Linked DNA regions of Homo sapiens: region 2 is linked to region 1. A link is an interaction called in ENCODE POLR2A ChIA-PET data of the cell type or tissue named here. Cell type or tissue: CD4-positive, alpha-beta T cell. All regions are shown on one strand. Links, peaks and the distances in the headings refer to the core of each region. The heading gives the core; the rest is flanking DNA.

Region 1 (9,772 bases), core at 556-8,555:
ACAGACTTCAGGGTCTGAATGTAAATGTCTTTACATGACAAACTAAGGAATTAAAATTGGATCTAAGTCTCAAGTATGAATCATGCAAGGAGAGAAGAGAAAGAGATGAGATTGGATCTGATAGTATAAGCCATAGCAAACGTATAGCTTTCCAAAAAGAGATATGACATGATTGATTTTATAGGAAAATGACACTAGCAGCAATTTGGATCTTGGACTATAGTGAGAGACCAACCAGCTACTATCCAAATCAGAAATAATGGCCAAAAGTGTTGACAGTGAGGATGAAGAAAAAAACAGATGAAAAGCAGCAGCATGGCCAGGTAAGGTGGCTCACGCCTATAATCCCAGCACTTTGGGAGGCCGAGGCAGGTGGATCACCTGAGGTTGGGAGTTCGAGACCAGCCTAACCAACATGGAGAAACCCCATCTCTATTAAAAATACAAAATCAGCCAGGCGTGGTGGTGCATGCCTGTAATCCCAGCTACTCAGGAGGCTGAGGCAGGACAATCGCTGGAACCCAAGAGGCGGAGGTTGCAGTGAGCTGAGATCGCACAATTGCACTCCAGCCTGGGCAACAAGAGCAAACTCCATCTCAAAAAAAAAAAAGAAAAGAAAAAAGAAAAGCAGCAGCTACATGTAGTAGAATCTACAGTCCTGCACTCCCACTTTGTAAATGTCCTGTATATGTGATAATTTCCCTTTTCCATATTTTTTTTTGGTATAAATGCACTTTTGGCATGCAAAAAGGTTTATACAGTAAGTTATCAAGACTGGAGGTAAGATGGCCTTTTTTTGTTTTTCCTCCCATGGTATTAGGAAGGAAAATGCAAGAACTCTTGAGTTAGATGTGGATTACAGGCTATCTCTGCTGTGACACTATGAGCATGACAGTTAACCTCTCAAAGCTCTAGGTTTCTCATTTGTAAAAAGAGGAAATTGAACTAGATGATCTAAAACTTTGGAAAGTTCTAATCCTCTGATGATACTGACAAATCTTTAATCTTCTGTAAGTGTCCAACAAAAATGCAAATACAATAATCTAACTACAAACCGATTGTGAAAAACCCATCAAACACAGGCAAATACTATTGTACCTATTAGCTATATGCATCTACATGTACTCATTGTGAAGAATTTCATGACATACATTAAGTTATGTAGTCATCAACCACTCATTTGAAACCCTGACAAAACAAACTCTGTAAGCTGTGTCAGCCATGCAAGGCACCACGCTCGGCTAATTTTTGTATTTTTAGAAGAGACGGGGTTTCGTCTTGTTGGCCAGGCTGGTCTCCTGGTCTCAGGTGATCCACCTGCCTCGGCTTCCCAAAGTGCTGGGATTAAAGGTGTGAGCCACGGCGCCCGGCCAACAAAAGAACTTTTTAACAATATTCCTTTATCGATCAAATTTTTAAATGTTTCTAACTGGAAAAATGCAGTCTTGAAATTTGTAACCATAAATTGTCATGTGCGACTTCTTAATAATGAAGAAAATTTATTTTATGAATTCTTGCTTGTATTAAAAAGTTCAGAAATATTCTGAACTTGTTTCTCTTCAAGAGTAACATTTGGCTGGGTGTGGTGGCATGAGCCTGTAATGCCAGCACTTTGGGAAGCCAGGAGTTCAAGACCAACCTGAACAACACAGCAAGACCCTGTCTGTAAAACGAAAAAACAAAAAAAGAACAACTTTTAAACCGGATTTTTTTTTTTTTTTAAAGTAAAAGAGAGTTGGAGGTCCAGCATGATGGCTCACACTTGTAATCCCAGCATTTTGGGAGGCTGAGACAGGAAGATCACTTGAGCCCAGGAGTTCAAGACTAGCTCTGGCAACACAGCAAGACCCGGTCTCTACAAAAAATATTCAAAAGTATAAATATTAAATAAAAAGGAGAGTTGGGTCAAAAGCCTCTCTTCCTGCAAAACAAAAAGGTGAACAAATAACTTTTTTTTTTTTTTGAGACAGAGTCTCGCTCTGTCGCCCTGGCTGGAGTGCAGTGGCGGGATCTCGGCTCACTGCAAGCTCCACCTCCCGGGTTCACGCCATTGTCCTGCCTCAGCCTCCCGAGCAGCTGGGACTACAAGTACCCGCCACCATGCCCGGCTAATTCCTTTTGTATTTTTAATAGAGACGGGGTTTCACCATGTTCACCAGGATGGTCTCGATCTCCTGACCTCGTGATCCACCCGCCTCGGCCTCCCAAAGTGCTGGGATTACAGGCGTGAGCCACCGCACCCGACCCAGAGAATATTTTTAATTAAAGGTGAAAAACTCAGATGTAAATCTTGCATTTCCAGCCTCTTATAAATTTGTGATATAATTAATATTGCCTAAAGTCATACTTCAAGGGAAATAACATTTTGCTAACTGTAGTATTAAACTTTTCTAATGATATTTTATTTCTTCTAATGTTTCTTCTAAAGACCTGAACAATGTTTTGGTTATATACTACATTATATATACCAGAATCATTTATCTTTAATGTAACCTATGTGATTTCTGGCTCCCTAAAATAGCATTATGCATTTTCTGAGTTAACCAAAATAAAATCTAGAAAGAGCTAAACTGTAATCTACCATGATCGGAGTGTAAAATCCTTTACTATGCAAATCTGCCCACTGTTTAAAACAGTAAAAAAAAAAAAAAAAAAAAATTTAACATGAACCCAAAGGACACAGATGTTCTTTCAAATTGCTGGTATCAATGAACATAAAATTAATCCCACTACCAACCCACAAGAGACGTGGGTGTTTACTGTAAAGTTGCAAATCTCAACCAGATCTTTCATCCAGGAAAAAAGCCTTTATTACGGTTTTTCTTATACGTAATACAGTGATTTAAACTAATGCTTTCAGATCCTGAGAGGTTTTTTTTTTTTTTAGAAAAAAAGCATTATATTTTGAAGACACACAAACTAATCTTACTCTAGTAAAGAAGCTTTATTAATTCTAATTAACAAATTTCACTCAAAAAGGAAGTGTATTCGAATCAAGTACTTTATTAGAGGGGAAAAATATTCAAAAAGAATAGAAGCAAGAATTATCTGGTTTTTGTTGTAAGCCCATACTATTCAAATACAATTCAGAAGCAGAATTTTTAACTTCTCAAAAGTTCCCTAATAAAAGAAAGCTATTTTAACAAAAAAAACACTAAGATACATTTTTTAAAACCAAAAGTATACCACAAAGTTAGCATGAGGAGTATGGGAAAAACCCACCTCAGATTTATTAACAATGTCCAAACGGAAAACTGGATGTGCTTTCCCCAAATATAACTGATAAAATTCCCACAAGAACACTAGTATAACAGGTGGAGTGGATATTCCAAAACCAAAATATGTTAATTATAGTATCTCACATTCCATGATAAGCATTCAAGGACACCTGGTAATTAAAGGAATTATGAGAAACAACTGAGTACCTTAAGGCCTGTTCAGTTACAAAAGAAAAAAAAAATTCTGCAATAATAATAATCCTTTACACTTGGATAGCACTTTGCAATTTTCACGATACCTTATGACAAAACACTTTATAATAGAGTTGTTTTATGAAGTTAGTGCATACGCACACAACGTACTTTAGTCCTAGAGTTCATATACCAACCACATCAAATTATAACAGCACGCACAAAGATAAGCGGCACTTCAAATTTTACTAATGTCATTGTGGCTGATCATCACTTTATTCAGAAATGGTCCGTTACAATCCTCTTCCGTAGAGTTTGACTCTCTTTAAAGTCTATGCTGGACAGGGCATCTTCCTGGGTCCCTAGCTTTGGGGGAGGGTAATTCCTGCCAGGAAGCTGGTTCCACCAGTCCTGCTGTAGCTGCTGTCTGCCCTCCAGGACCAAGAAAGGACAGGTATTCTCAGTACATTATCCAGCTCTTCTTAAGAGGACAACCAGTAAAGGCTTCCCAAGGTGTTCCTACAGTTCTCCCTCAACTCCTAGGAAAACAAAGGTTCAGGCCCAGCTCTGTCACTTCGTATTCCGTTCTTGATAATATAGGTACTCCATAAGCCCCAGCCCACAGTCATCTGGCAGAGGATGGAGTGGAGGACATAATACCCAAGATACCCAAGGGGCTGCAAGGTAAAGGGTGGGTAGCAGAGAATTCAGCCAACTCTTAAGTTGCCGCTTGCGAAACGCAGCTAGCCCATCAGGTCTCCTTCGAAGGGGGAAGGTACGCAATTCAGAATGTGAGAATGAGAAACCCGGGACGCCGGGCATACAACAGGGATGGGAGGACTGCATAGAGAAGCCAACGGGCCGGCCAGCCCGAAGGGCGGAGATCGCTGCTGGGGGCGGCGGTGCCCAGCGGGTCAGAGCCGTGGGGCTGGCGAGGACCCCAGGCCGCGTTCGCCCGACAGGCTCCCCGGCGAGGTTTCAAACCGCCGCCCCCGCGAGGCGCTCAGCCGATTGGAAGTTCCACAACGACCGTCACTACCCAGGGCCGGAGCGGCAACTCCGCAGCGGAGCTCTGCCTGCCCGCTGCGTTCCCCCAAGAGACTAGACCCCACAAACTCCTCCTCCACCGCGGTCCCAACTCGAGTCCCCCCGCCGTCTCCGAGCACTCGGAGGGCGCCCCTCTGGGACGGGACCGACGCCTCGGACCGGGCTGCGCCGCGGGAGTTCGAGGTACGCGACGGGGCCGCGCGGGGGAGGCGGGCGGAACGGGCGCCCCTCGGAGTCGGTGTCCGGACGCAACCCCGCGACCCCCTCCGCCTCGCCCCTCGGGCACGGCCCGACTGGGATCCGACCCACCCATCCCGCCAGGTCGCGGGCAGGGCGAGGACCCGAGCGAGCCTACTCCTCCCGCCCCTGCTCTTACCCATCTTTCCGCCTCGCCTTGTAGACGTGACCGTAGGTGCCGCGTCCCACTTTGCACCCTTCGTACTCAAACAAATCCTCCACCCGCTCCCGCTCCGCCGCCAGCTTCGCCTTGAAATCATAATCCATTGTCTGCTTCCCCCATAGAGGCACGGGACGCGGGGGCCGCCGCCGCTCAGTCCCTCCTCCTCCTCCCCCCGCGACCGCCGCTCCACTTCTCCAACAGCCGCCTCTCGCGCGCGCGCGCGCGCCGCCCGCCGCCCGCCGCTCCGCGGTCCGCCTTCAGCAAGGGACTCCTCGGCGGCCACAGCAGCCACCTCCTCCACCTCTTCCTCCTCCTCCTCCGCGACGGCGGCGGCGGCTCCCGCAGGCACCCCCAGTCCCGCCTCCCTCCTTCATTTCCTTGTTTTGGAACCTGGTGGGCCGCGCCGTGGCTTCCTCGAGCTCATTAGCGAACTCACTGGCCCGCCCCATGGTCGCGGAGGCTCCTGGGAAATGAAGTCGCGAAGGCCTCAGCGGCCTGGGCGGTTTTGCCGGCGTAAGAAATACAGCTCCCAGGTTACCTCGGGCCACCACAGCCTCGCCCCCACAAAGCATGCGCGCCTGCGTACCAGGGCCGCCCCTCCCCCTCAGGTAGCGCACGGCTCCCGGTTCCTGTGAAGGTAGAAAGCTCGAAGTTCCAGTGTGCTTTCTGCGGTTCTCGGGGAGACACTGGAAAGAAGTGCCTTACTCTAGTGGGAAGGGGATACTTCACTGTAACTAGCCCCACGCAGAGAGTATGGAAAGCATTAAATCAGCACCTTGCTGAAGGGTTGGCTGCAGTGACTCGGGAGGCGAGGGCTGGTGAGGACAGTTGTACCGCAGCTTGTTTCTTTTCTAGGGCAGTGGGTCCGCCTATTGCCCCGCCCCCCGTCCCGCTGCTCATTGGCGGGGGCTGGAGAATGACGTCCTCGTTGGTGCGTGGGTATCCCCAGGCTTTGGCTTCTTTCCCGCTCTTGATTGGTGATTGGATGTGCTCGGTTCTTCCTGATAGGTTGATCTTTTTTCTTTACGATGCAAAAACCGTATTTCAAAAACTGAACCTTCAGCAGTTTCCTAGAGCCTGCCTTGGCCAGAGGAGAACATGCAACTTCTGAGCCCCAGCAGCCAATCATCATTTTCTTGGCGCTGTAGTCAGCTTTCTCTTAGCATATGCGGTTCCCATAACCAGGCTTTGGCCATCTGTCTAAGGACAATTAAAAGTGCCTGGAGGAAGCCGCGTTTACGATCCTTTGGGTTGAATTGTAAAGGATTTTTTATGGTCTATGCATGATGTGAGGTTCTAGAATGTTTAAGAAAGCCCCTTTAGTTAGGGTGAACGTTGATTGATTTCATTGTGTTGGGGCTCAGGACACACTACCCCAAATTATAACTGAAGGAGTCCAGAATATGCCACCCCAAAATACGCCACTCTGGCATATTGATGTCTTTTAGCAAAATAAATTAAGATCCAGCCAACACAGGAAAATGCTTCACTTATCCCACTACTGCCTAAAATAAAGAATAACTCTTCCTTTGTAAAGAGAAATTTACATTTCTAAAGGAAATTTTCGTAATTAAAGGAATCTTACCAGAAAGAGAGCTGCTGCTAGTCAACTTGTATCATCTGAGATACTTTTATCTGCATAAAAGTCAACCTTTATTCACCTTAGACATTTTTTCCTCTTATCCTCTCTTAACTTGTCTCCACCACTCCTGGAAGCCCCAAACCCCACTTTTGTTTTGAAGAGACTGGCCTTGCTGTGTTGCCCAGGCTGGCGTCCAACTCCTGAGCTCAAGGATCCTCCTGCCTCAGACTCCTGAGTAGCTGGGATTACAGGTCCGTGCCACCATGCCGGGCCCCACTTCCTTTTTGAGGTCAGGATGTAATATAAGTGTCAAACATCTGGCCCTTCTTTGAGTCTCATATTTTGTGGGACTCTTGTGCATACATACGTAATTAAAACTTTTTCTCCTGTTAACCTGACTGGTATCAATTTAGTTTATAGACCAGCTGAAGAACCTAAGAGGGTTTCCTCCCCTGTAATGGTGAGCCTAATGTCCCAAATGTTTGGGATACACACTTAAACATGATTGGTGCTAGGATAGGACATAACACATTCATTAGGAGGACAAAGAAGGGAATTGTCAATTCTACCCAAAGTGGTAGATAAGGAAAGAATAGTGAACTGCCTGCTAGGTTTTGAAAGAAACTTGGAAAACTAGTGGGAGGGGGAATGATTTACCTTATTTGCTACATCACCCACTCCTGGAAAACTTCCTTAGACCTTGAGTCTCTTCAGGCTGGGTGCAGTGGCTCACACCTGTAATCCCAGCACTTTGGGAGGCCAAGGCGGGTGGATCACGAGGTCTGGAGTTCAAGACCAGCCTGGCCAAGACAGTGAAACCCTGCCTCTTATTAAAAATGCAAAAATTAGCCAGGTGTGGTAGCATGTGTCTGTAGTCCCATTTACTCGGGAGGCTGAGGCAGGAGAATCCCTTGAACCCGGGAGGCAGAAGTTGCAGTGAGCTGAGACCATGCCACTGCACTCCAGCCTGGGCAACAGAGCAAGACCCCGACTCAAAAAAAAATGGTATCTTTAATCAAGAAAAATCTCAGTTGCTCTTGTTGCCATGCACTATAATAACTGCTGGAGATAGCAGGAAAAAAATTAGTCTTTTTCCATTGGGGAATTAAACCTGAAAAAACAAATATGCAAGCAAATTAAAAATAAACTGTGGTTTAAAAGAGCACTGGTAGAATAGGCGGGGTTCTAAGTGAGTCAGGGTAGACTTCATGAAGTAGGTAGGTTTGAGCCAAATTTTTTTTTCACTCCAGCCCCATCTGCTGAGTGAGAGCCAAAATTTAAAGCATGAGTAAGCCTTTACTTGAAGGACAAGTCGAAGAGCAAGAAACAAGGAATTATTTCAGGTAGAACAGCATGTACATAAATCATGAGAGAACATCATATATTCTGAGAAATGCAACTAGTTTGAATATTACAGATTAAGACAGGAAAAAGTAATGGATAAGAAAATACTAAACAGATAAGCAGAGGTCAAATTATGAAAAGCTATTTATGTCAGGGAGAGGTTTTAGGTTTCATTATTCTGTCGACCTAAAAGGAAAAAGCTGGGGCAAAATTAATATAAGTAGAGAGTTTATTTGAGCCAAGCTTTAGAATTGCAACCCAGGAGTATAGATACAAGTTGCCCTGAATGTACACTCCAATCAGGAGCAGTTGCAAGTAGATTTTTAAAGGCAAAAAAAGGGGGATAGGAAGTGGGCTCAAAGTTGTTTGTGAGGAATTCTCATTGGTTTACAGGAATAACATTGATTAATGAATGAGCTATACATTGTTAAGATATAGGGTGTGGGTTATAGCATCTGGTGCAGCATTATTGGATTAATTTGTAGCTACTTGTGGCAATAGCAAGCATTTCAGGAGATGAATACATAGCTCAAGGGGAAAGTATCACCTGATTCCAGTATCTTATTTATATATATATTTATTTATTTATTTATTTATTTTGAGACAGAGTCTTGCTCTGTCACCCAGGCTGGAATGCTGTGGCGCGATCTCACCTCACTGCAGTCTCTGCCTCCTGGGTTCTAGTGATTCTCCTGTCTCAGCCTCCTGTGTAGCTGGGATTACAGGCATGTGCCACCAAGCCCAACTAATTGTATTTTTAGTAGAGACAGGGTTTTGCCATGTTGGCCAGGCTGGTCTTGAACTCCTGGCATCAAGTGATCCGCCCACCTTGGCCTCCCAAAGTGTTGGGATTATAGGCGCGAGCCTAATTCCTGTATTATTTTAATGTCTCTCTGTGCCTTATAATTTAAAAGGCCTCACATTCCTCAAATGAAAGTTTTTTTCTTTTCTCAATTCTGTAGGCAATAGGAAGCTATTACACACTTTTGAGCTAAGGAGAACTATAATCAGCCCTGAGTATTAAGCAAATTCTCTGACAAAAGTGTTCAGGTTCAATTGGAGGAAGGTGAGACTAGCAAAGAAGCTATTGCAATAGGACGGTAAAAACAACGATCTGGGCCGGGTGCAGTGGCTCATGGCTGTAATCCCACCACTTTGGGAGGCCGAGGTGGGCGGATCACCTCAGTCCAGGAGTTTGAGACCAGCCTAATCAACACGGAGAAACCCCGTCTCTACTACAAATACAAAATGAGCCGGGCGTGGTGGCGCATGCCTGTAATCCCAGCTACTCAGGAGGCTGAGGCAGGAGAATCACTTGAACCTGGGAGGCAGAGGTTGCAGTGAGCCAAGATTGCACCATTGCACTCCAGCCTGGGCAACAAGATCGAAACTCTGTTTCAAAACAAACTAACAAACAAAAAACAAGGATCTGAACCACGGAAGAGCAGCACTATAAGAAAAAAGCACATACTATAATTATTTAGGAGTAAAATTTAACAAGACTTAGTAATTAATTAAATGTGGGACTAAAGGAGAGGGAAGAATCCAAGATAACTTTGAGAATTTTGACTTCAGCAATATGGTAGAAATTTCAGAAAGTTAGGAAACACAGGAATGGGAGCAATTTTTGAGAGAAAGATAAGCTTGGTTGGGGCATGTCGAATTGGAAGTACCTATGGGGGCATCAAGATAGAAATAACTGTCAGGCATTTGAACCACAGTGACTCCATCTTGAATAGGGTAGAATAAGGCTGAGACCTGCTGTGCTGCATTCCCAGGAAGCTAGGTGTTTTTAGTCACATGGTGAAATAGGAAGCCTGCACAAGATACAGATCATAAAGACTCCACTGATAAGATGCAGTAAAGAAGCTAGACAAAACCCACCAAAACCAGGATGGTGACCTCTGGTCTACTCACTGACCCCTGGTCTCCTTGTTGCCCATTATATGTTAGTTATAATGCATTAGCATGCATTATAGGAGACATCCT
Region 2 (9,772 bases), core at 557-8,556, 790 kb after region 1:
CCAACTAGGACCCTGGGAGCCCCCATGCTGGCAGTGCCCTGGGTCATCTCAGGCTCATCAGCAAATCCTGGGGGGAGAGCGGGGCTGGAGGGCGAAGAAGCCCAGGAGAGTTCCTGGCTCAGAACCCCTCTCTGAGGCTCCCAATACAGAGCCCAGGCCCCACACCCAGGGCCTCTGAGTATTTTTGTTTATTGTATGTAAAATACTAGTGTATTTTTGTTTAAGTCTCACAGGTAAACAGGTTCTCTCATACTTTGCCAAGGGAAATGTGATCTGTGCAATTTGGCAATAACTATCAGAATTTTAAAAGCTTATGCCCTTTGACCTAGTAATTTCACTTCTAAGAATTTCCCCTGCAGAGATATGTATATCTTGTATGAAATGAAGAGGCTACGAAGACAGGCAACGCCGCAGTGTTTATAATAGCGAAGACCAGACACAACCCACATGTCTAAAGGTTCTGATTTTTAAAACTGTAGTATATCTGTACAATGAGCACTCCACATCCTTTAAGAATGAGGAAGGGCTGTGTGAACTGAAATGGAACTATCTCTAAGATTTATTAAGTTAAAAAAATTCAAGAGTAGCACAGTGTGTAGGGTATGCCATCATTTGTATGATATAAGGTCGTATATCTGCCATCTCAAATGAGGAACAGTGGTTGCCTCTGGGAAGGGAATTGGATGGCTAGGAATGGGGTAGGAAAGAGGTTTGCTTTTCAGAACATTTTATACTATTTAAGTTTTGTAACAAGTGCATCTATTTTGACTTAAAAGATAAAAAATGAAAAGGAAAGGCTCCACTAGTGATTCTGATGCTCACAAAGATTAAGAACCAATGCGAATGAGGAACTCATGACACCGCCCAGGAGACAGTGAACATATCTCTTCAAATATCAAAAACCTTTCAGCAGAGGGTGAGAACATGTGCCTGGGGTAAGCATGGGTGGGCATGAGCTGGGTACAGAGGTGATTCCCAGGGACATACAACTACCTTGCCCTCCTGGGATCAGGTCTTCCTCCCACCTTAGCCTCCCATATTGTTGGGACCACAGGCATGCACCACCACACCTGGTTAATTTTTTTTTTTTTTTTTTTTTTGTAGCGACAGAGTCTCGCCATGTTGCCTAGGCTGGTCTCGAACTCCTGGGCTCAGGCAATCCTTCTGCCTCGTCCTTCCAAAGTGCTGAGATTACAGGCATGAGCCACTGCACCCAGCCTGACAGTAGCTTTTAATCTCTGGACTCTCATCACCGTTTGGACTGTGAGCTGTGGTTCTAGCTCTTGGATCTGATGGGCATCTTCCCTCAAATATGTCAGTTTCTCTCTCCAGGTCCCTTGCTTTGTCTTCCTTTTTGCCTCCTCGGGCCTGATACCTTTCTCTGGGCTTCTCTACTCTGCCCCGAGCTGCCTAGTTTTGCGAATAATGTCACATCCAGATGTCAGCAGCCCTGATGTCCATGTGACAATGCTCCCTTGCTGTCCATGTGACAATGCTCCCTTGGTGTCCCAGTGACAGATTTTCCCATGCTTCACCCTCTCTCTTTTTTAATTTTTTTTTCTGTACACAGCTCTCAGTCAAGCCCCTTGAGCTGCCTCCAACTGTTTGCTCATGTCTGTTCCCAGCAATCTTTTCCTCTTTTAGCACAATCTTCCTTAACTTACTAGTTTTTTGAAACAGAGCCTATTAGTCTTCACAGCGCTACCTTTCTGATCTCAGAGTTCACCAAAAAGCTTTTCCTCCCATCATGCCTGCCTCCCTTTCTTCAGGTCCGTTAGAGTCCACCGTGGCCTGTGTGGGAAGCAAGTCTCTCCCAGGGCACACATGAACAGACTTCATGCCCACATCCACAGTGAACAGTGGCTTCTGCCTTCCAGATGGGCTTACCCTAAATCAACACATATTCCTAGGATGTGGGAACATATGCAATACTTAAATGCACAGGCTCTGGGTTCAGACTCCCTAGGGTTAAATTCTCCCTGTGCCGGCTAGCTGCATGATTAGATTTGTGATCTTGACAAAGTTACCTAACGTCTCTGGGCCTCACTTTTCTCATCTGCAAAATAGGGAAAATAGCAACACTTCTCCATAGGGGTGTGGTGAGGATAAAGAGTAGATGTAAATAAAGTGTTGAATGTAGAGCCTGGCACATATCAAGCTCTTAAAAAGCAATGGCCATTTTGTTATTTTTACCGCAACGACAACTGCAGTTATTATCTGGCTTCAGAGCTCTCTTTTTAAAAACAGTATTCCCTGGTTTTACACCCAGGTGCTAATACTATTCTATGAAGCTAATGTATAGAGACCATATCTTTTTAACAAACGTGTATATATGAGTCATTTCCGGCACATTTGATACACATCATCTCGTTTGGTCCTTAAAACAAGCCTAGGCCATAAGCAGGGTACGTGTTACCACTTTGCCATTCCTGTTTTACAGAGGCTTAGACACATTGAGAAGCTTTTCCATAGTCACTTAACAAGTGATGGGTGAAGCCAAATCAAGCCTTTAGATCTCCAAGCTCTTTCCATTAAACCATATAAATCACGGGTTGGCAAACTTTTTCTGCAAAGGGGACAGATAGTAAATAGTTTAAGCCTTATGGGCCACATGCTGTGTCTGTTTCATATTCTGCTCCTTTTTTATTTTTATTTTTTTTAAGAAAAGACACCCTTTAAACATATAAAAACCATTCTGAGCAACAGGCTGGTGCTAAAAACAGGTCATGGTAACCATTGGCTCTAGGGTTGTAGTTTACTGTTGATATAGATTGTACACTGATAAGCCAAAATACAAACCTAATGAAACTGACATACTTAAGGAACTTTACTCTTTGTTAGCAATCATTGTTAATATTTATTGAATGGTGACTACGTGGGAAATGCTGTTCCAAGTGTGATAGATATATTAACTTACTTAATCCTCACACCCACTCTAATTTCCTAAGTACTATTGTCAGACTCATTTTACAGACAGGAAAAGCAAGGCATAGAGAAGGTAAGTAACTTTTCCGAGGTCACATGGCTATTAAGTAGCAGAGCTGTGATTCAAATATAAGCGGTTTGGCACCAGATCCTGTGCACTTAACCGCTTGCATCTCGGTTGGGAGCACTGACTGGTTCAGCTATTGGGAGGGAAGAAAGGGGATGGGGAAGCCACATAACCCCTAGGAGATTCTGTAATAAATATGCTTCAGAGCCATTCACCTTGAAGCTGAGGAGGCATGGAAGCAGGCCACCTGTGTTCTGTACAGCATCACCAGGCTGGAAATCTGCCATGGCTTTCCTTCACGCCATCACAAGAGGATACAGATGAGGCTGCAGAGGCATCTTGATTTGAGAAAAGCATTTGACTGGATCTCATTAAATTTTAATCATTAACTGAATTCAAAATAAATTGAAAACTGGTTGACAGAGCACCAACAAAGGGTGATGATAAATGGTGATGCATCTAGAGGGGAGCTATCTTCCAGGGGACAACTCTAAGGCAAGGACGGATGGGATTTAATGAAGGTGTTATGTCCCCAGAAGAAGACAAATAGCACAGCAAGGAACAGAGGAAGGACAGGAGTGAGCAGCCTGAGTAATTAATAAACCATATTAACAGCTCCTCCATAATCAGGCCTTGGTGATCACAACTGCTTGGATTTTTTCTTAAGCTTTCTTTGAGTCAGGAATAGGTTTGAAGCGTCCTAGAGACACACAGCATGAATATTTCAGGTGGACATTAAAAAGAAATCTATAAATTTACAGCTGGGAGGATCCTGAGATCTACTTCGGATCAGAAACTTTCAATTACAAGATTCCCAAGGCCTTACTTCATTCCCCAGAGAGTAATCTTTTTAATAAATGTCCAAAAGTCATGGATTTAAAAAAAAATCTTTAAACTCATTAATGTCCTTTGTTTCCTGCCCAAATGCATGCAAACTTTCATAACACTGGTTTGCTGAGTGGAAGGTTGGTTTTGAGTGAACTGTTTGGCTCAGATTCAAACTCCAATGAACAAATACTTCCAAGTTTACTTGCTGAATTTCCCATACAGAGAAGTTCTTCCACTGGGCTTGCCAGAGGATTTGAAACAGTGGTGAGCCCTGGAAGGAAGGGAATATTTACTGGCCCTTGGACATAAACCCAGCACAGTAAGACTCACATCAGGCTGAAGGCAGTGCAGTATGAACCGACCTGATTTGAGGAAGTTTGCTCTGGGACTCCTCTGAGCTACTAAATGAGGAGGAGAAGGACTAATGGGAACACACTGACTCCATCACATTAGAAGTTATAATAAACATTTAGAGAACAACCTCAAACCAGCCCATGTTTTTTTTTTTTTTCTGTCGTTGTCATTGTTTTGGTTTTTGTTTTTTTGTTTCTTCAGATAAGATGGTTTCTCTAAGCACATGTGTGATCCCTAATTCAGCCACAGCCACGGAGTGAAGGAGAGGAAGGGGTAGAAAGGAAAAACCAAGAGAGGAAGAGGAAGGGAGAGAAAGGAAGGAAGGAGAACGGAAGAGAAGTAAGGAAAGTGGGGAAACGCTGAAGGATTTTTTTGTATTTGCCTTTTATTGGTGTAGGAGAGACACTTATTTACTTGTAATTTGTATGTAGTGCTGGGTATGAGAAGGGGCAGTTGGAAGAGAAGGGAAAGAATGAATATAGGTGAAAGGTAAGAGTGTCATAGGGTAAGCTGGGAGGCCAGGAAGAGTTTGGACAGACAGCTCAGAGTAGGAAGAGAGTTCAGAGCGGGGAGGGAGACCTGTTGACTCTGGGAAGGGGAAAGGGAAAAAACACTGGCATCCTGACTGCAGGGAAACAATGAGGCAGCGGAGAGCAAGTATCCCTCATTGCTGAGGGAGCTGCCAAGACCCCAGGCAGCCTCAGTCTGTGGGGTGCGGCCTGTGGGGTGCGAGGAGAGGGGCACAGGCTGGGAGCTCCGGTCAGTCCTGGCCCTCCTAAAGGGCTTGAGTTCAGCTGCCTTATCAGGGAACCAAGCCAAACCAGCACAGACCTAAGGATCACCCCATGGATGGAAGCCCACCCTTCTTCAGCCAGTCTACAACTCCTGGTATCCGGGAAGGTCTGTGCACACACAAGGTGTGCACACACACACACACACACACACACACAAGGCGTGCACACACAGCTACAGAGTGAGCTGAGTAGTCACAGCCAAGCACATGTGTGCTTCTAGGAGGCCTGCTGGGCACGGGAGGCAAAGACCATAAGTGGGAGAAAGGACAGCCTGAGTTTCATGAACTAAAAATATCTTGGTGACAACGCATTGGGAAGAAACAGGAGAGGCCCGGGGGGCAGCTTCTTGATTCCAGTCCTCAGACACTTTCTCATGGAAAAATCCTTCAGACTGCAGGATTGTTTTGATAAGGAAATGTGATCAAACATTAGGGGTCATTTCATTGGATCTGAAAGGAATTTAAAGTTGAATATGCCTCATCTGTGTTCACTCTTTTTTTTCTGCAGCAGTTGCCTGCAATTCATATATGTTTTTAGAAGCTAATTTAAAATTGCCTGCAGAAGAAAAATGATTTGAATTCAGGATATTCCTGAGATTTCCATTCTACAACGTGTAAAACAAAGATTTCATTTAGACAAACTACCCCACCATAATCTTTCTGAATGCCTGTTGAAGAATGCCTGCAGATATGACTGTCTTCTCCTCTTCTTTTTCTTTTCAGAGCATTTGAAAGTCACTAACTCCTTAATCCCAGGAGAAGCAGGCTTTAACATTTCCTGTCTCTACACCTTCCAAAAATGAGTAACCCTGAGTTAAGAACCTTTCTATCCGACATGTTGGTACATTACTCAGACCTCACTTCTGTTTAACCCACCCCATGCAAGGAACAGAGCAGAGTAACTACATTATCCATCTTTTGATGCTCCATCATGGAGTGACTGGTAGCTGCAGCAGCAGATTAAGAATGACTGTGGTGTGTGGCCTTTAAGGATTAGAGCGAGGCTGGCAAGTGCACAACAGTTAGCCTGCTTTCAGATAATGGTGCATCGTTGTTTGAAAATAAAATCAGGAACTCATTGCAGGTGAAATATCTTGAAATTCCTGTCCTTTCATCCCAGGGGAATAGAGAGAAATGCCTAAAAACATGACACGGACTACACCAGGACATCCCACAGAAACCAAAAGTCCTGCACCAGCCCATCCCAGTCAGCTAGGGCCTGTTTGAACTGTATTGATGGCAAGTAATTGCCAAAAAGAAACAATGACAATTTTTTTTTAAGTCACGGTCTGGAAAAAGTTAAGGATTCTGTGTATCCGCCATCTAATAATGTCTCTAATCACAGTCATCACCCTTACATGGTATTAGGATGTGTTTCATAGTTTCCCTTCCCCTCCCATTAAAGGCCCCACACACAGTGACTGGTCCAGCTGAGGAGTGGTTTCCAGGTCCAGCTACAGCAGTAACTCTGGCTTCTGGAGCTGGGCTTGTCTGCCAGTTCTCTGGCCTGCCTTGACTCTGTGGACAATAGCACAGACTATCCTTCCTGGGTAACCCAAATGGGACATGAACTAATTCGAGAAACTCCCTGTTTTCTCCTATTTGGCTAGAGCCAGTAATAAGGCCTCAATTCCAGGCAGCCCTCCCGCAGAGACACGTGTCTCCCAGCCTTTCGCCCTGACTGCTGCTTTACCTCTTGCCTTGAGAGCAGACGAGTGAAACAGAAATCAAAGCAGTTGACATGGAAGGGGGGTGAGCACCTACTAGGCATTTGGTAGCATGCTGGATTCTGGGAGGTAGAAAAATATCAGGAAACAAAGTCCTTTCCTCAAGGGGGTAACCAACTGGTAGTGGGAGGTAAAATTAAAATATGTGAATAATCGGTAAACAAAACAAGTCTTGAAGACCACCCATTACCACTACCCCTCTGGGACTATCCTGGCTTTGTTTTATAAGGGAATTTGACACACTCATGTTAGATCACCACCCCCCATCAATTTACTGATGAAGAAATCCAGGCTTAGTGGAGTCAGAGTGAATTGCCTAAGTCATGGAACCACAAGAAGTGAAGAACTTGAAACCAAGTTTCTTGTCCTTTTAAAAAATTTGGCCTCTTGTTCTCCTGTTCCTTTAAAAAAAAAAAAATCCCCCTATTCTAAGATACCATCTTGAACTTGAAAGTCACAAGAAGCTTGATTAGCTTCTAAGATCAAGTTCTGGCATTTCTCCCCCTTGTTCCCAAAGGCTCCGTCCAGCGCCAGGCTGGGAGGGCTGGAGGGCGGCTGCGGAGAGGGGCCGGGAGGCGGCTCACAGCCAGCACAGAGCTCAGCAGAACTTCCTGGCCCAAAAATGTGCTGTTGATTTTTTTCCCCCCTGCACGAAACAAGGATTGAGAAAACTGCCACTGACGTGTTCTGGGGCTGAAAGCCAATTACTTAATCTTTGCCATCCCTGGCTCTCTCTTTGGAGAAGTGGGGCTTGAATTCTTGAGAGAAACTTGTGGGGACACTAAGTACCCAAACGAATGGTTCCCAGGCAGCTCCGAGCTGTCCCCGTGTGCGAGCCTCCTCTCCTCAAAGGGTTAACCCGGCGGGGCTCGCTGGCCTGAAATACTATACTAGCAACACATCCTTGCAGCACAAACTTCACTGTCATTTTCTCAGCTAAGATGGTCTCTGTGCGAACAAGTTAAAGGAGGGGAGACGAACACAGAGGAAAGTAGAGGCAGAATGTTTCAGTAAAGGAGAAACAGCGTGCTTTGGGAAATAGGTCAGAGGTGAAGAAATAAGACCAGGCAAGTGGCAACTCCGAATAACTTACCTTAGATCCACCACGGACAGACAGACTGGGCCCGGAGGGTAGTCGGCTCTCGGCGGCTTCTCGTCTCCCTCCACCTTCTCCGGGCCCAGGTAAGTAGAAGAACAGGCTCTGAAGCAGGAAGTGGAAGCTGTATGCAAATTTCTACGGAGCCTAGGAAGCCTCTGCTCAAAATCTCCCTGTGGGCAGTGAATCAACGGCTGAGGAGTCACTTTATTTCTTAAAACAGAAACCTCCTTCATTCATGAGAAAGGGCCAGTGACCAATTAGGCGGCATTTTTGTTTTCGCCACCCAGCTAAGAAGCTGCCCAGGAGTGGGCAGAACCTCAGTGTAGTCGCAGTGCCCTCGCCTGGGAGGGTGTCTCCGGGAGGAGATTGAACTCGAATGTTAAGAATTAGTAATCATTAGCAGCTCCAAAGGAGGGGATTGTGGGCAGATAATGGGGAAGAAGAGGGAGTCGAGCTTCTTCCACCTCCTCTAACTGCTTAAAACATCAGCATTGCCGAGCGCGGTGACTCACGCCTGTAATCCCAGCACTTTAGGAGGCCGAGGCGGGAGGATCACGAGGTCAGGAGATCGAGACCATCCTGGCTAACAAGGTGAAACCCCGTCTCTACTAAAAAATACAAAAATTAGCCGGGCGTAGTGGCGGACGCCTGTAGTCCCAGCTACTCGGGAGGCTGAGGCAGGAGAATGGCGTGAACCCGGGAGGTGGAGCTTGCAGTGAGCCGAGATCGCCACTGCACTCCAGACTGGGCGACAGAGCGAAGACTCCGTCTCAAAAAAAAAATTTAAAAAAACCCAAAAAATCAGTATTTGCTGCCCATAACCACTGGGGGGGTGGGGGGGGGCTCACTGACCATGCTCCTGGACACACGTGTACACACAGCATACACATGCCTGTGGCTTGTGCACACACACCACCCTATTGTCAGGCACAAAAAAAGTGGTTAATTTTAAGAACACACACACACACATACATACACATGCACACATGCACACTAACCTCCTCTGGCTGCATTTTCCTGACCTCAAGATTTTTTTTCTCCCCTTTCCTTCCCATTGTTTAATCAGTAGCCTGCAGAATTTATTGCATGAAGGAGCGCTGCAGGCAGGATGATACCCAGCGATGTGAACAGAGAGAGAGAGAGACAACTGCCTTTCGGGGCAGCAGTCAGTAATGGGAGCAGTGTTAGCTGGAGCTTTGGAGTCAGGAGGACCTGGGTACGAACTCAGCCATGTCACTGGCCAGCTGGGCGCCCTGGGCAGACACACCATGCTCCTGGTGCTGGACTTGTCTGCCTGTTGAAGGGGTCCAAGTGTCAGTCCACTCAGCCGGCTATCTCTCTACTCTCATCAAGGGGACAGGCCCCAGAGCATCCCTGTTCAGATTGTACCAGGTTCTGCTCAAGCAGGATACAGGAAGCAGGTTGCTCAACATTCCACAAGCAGAGAAAATGCAGCTTGTTTTTAACACAGTATACACAGGTTGTTTGCATTTGGTTTGCAGAAAATGATGCAGCTATTAAAAATCATCAATATGTATGTATTATCTGAGCCACTAACATGAAAAAGTGGCTCTGAGATATTATTTAACTAAAAGTATTATCTTATTTTTTGCCAATATATGTGACATATACACACACATAGATATGTATATCGATTTTTTTTAAGAGACAGTGTCTCAGTCTATTGCCCAGGCTGGAGTGCAGTGGCGCAATCATAGCTCACTGCAGCCTTGACCTCCTGGGCTCAAACAATCCTCCTGCCTCAGTCTCCCGGGTAGGTGGGACTACAGGTGCACACCGCCACACCTAGCTAATTTTTAAATTTTTTCTAGAGACAGGTCTCCCTGTGTTGCTGAGGCTGGTCTTGAACTCCTGGTCTCAAGGGATCCTCCCACCTTGTGAGCAGCAAGCCACCCAGGTGCCGAGGCAAGAGACCGAGGACACGAGCTGTTCCAGTACAATAAAATATAAAACAAGAA

Evidence for each region. Peaks named below come from ENCODE experiments on the same cell type or tissue, not always from the same donor. Only the 100,000 strongest peaks of a DNase experiment are listed, where the experiment ranks them.
Region 2: POLR2A ChIA-PET joins it to region 1 with 13 read pairs; 3 of 35 experiments call an interaction of 5 or more read pairs at or near these places.

The regions. Positions count from the first base shown.
Region 1 is chr6:110,810,176-110,819,947 of GRCh38, forward strand. CDK19 (cyclin dependent kinase 19) reads right to left here and starts at 5,294. Exons shown (of 13, transcript NM_015076.5): 1 at 4,834-5,294. The coding sequence starts at 4,961. It also overlaps a transcript of AMD1 not described here. RefSeq lists enhancers at 4,045-4,154, 4,389-4,941, 5,515-5,594 and a silencer at 4,565-4,874. In CD4-positive, alpha-beta T cell, for the core only: no CTCF peak of the experiment used is centred there; DNase peaks (open chromatin) are centred at 4,536, 5,316 and 5,776; H3K4me3 peaks cover 2,707 bases; H3K27ac peaks cover 1,925 bases.
Region 2 is chr6:111,597,989-111,607,760 of GRCh38, forward strand. It overlaps TRAF3IP2 (TRAF3 interacting protein 2), which reads right to left and starts at 7,890. Exons shown (of 9, transcript NM_147686.4): 1 at 7,788-7,890. It also overlaps TRAF3IP2-AS1. RefSeq lists enhancers at 7,599-7,668, 7,959-8,008, 8,854-9,486. In CD4-positive, alpha-beta T cell, for the core only: no CTCF peak of the experiment used is centred there; DNase peaks (open chromatin) are centred at 7,323 and 7,943; H3K4me3 peaks cover 2,285 bases; H3K27ac peaks cover 1,361 bases.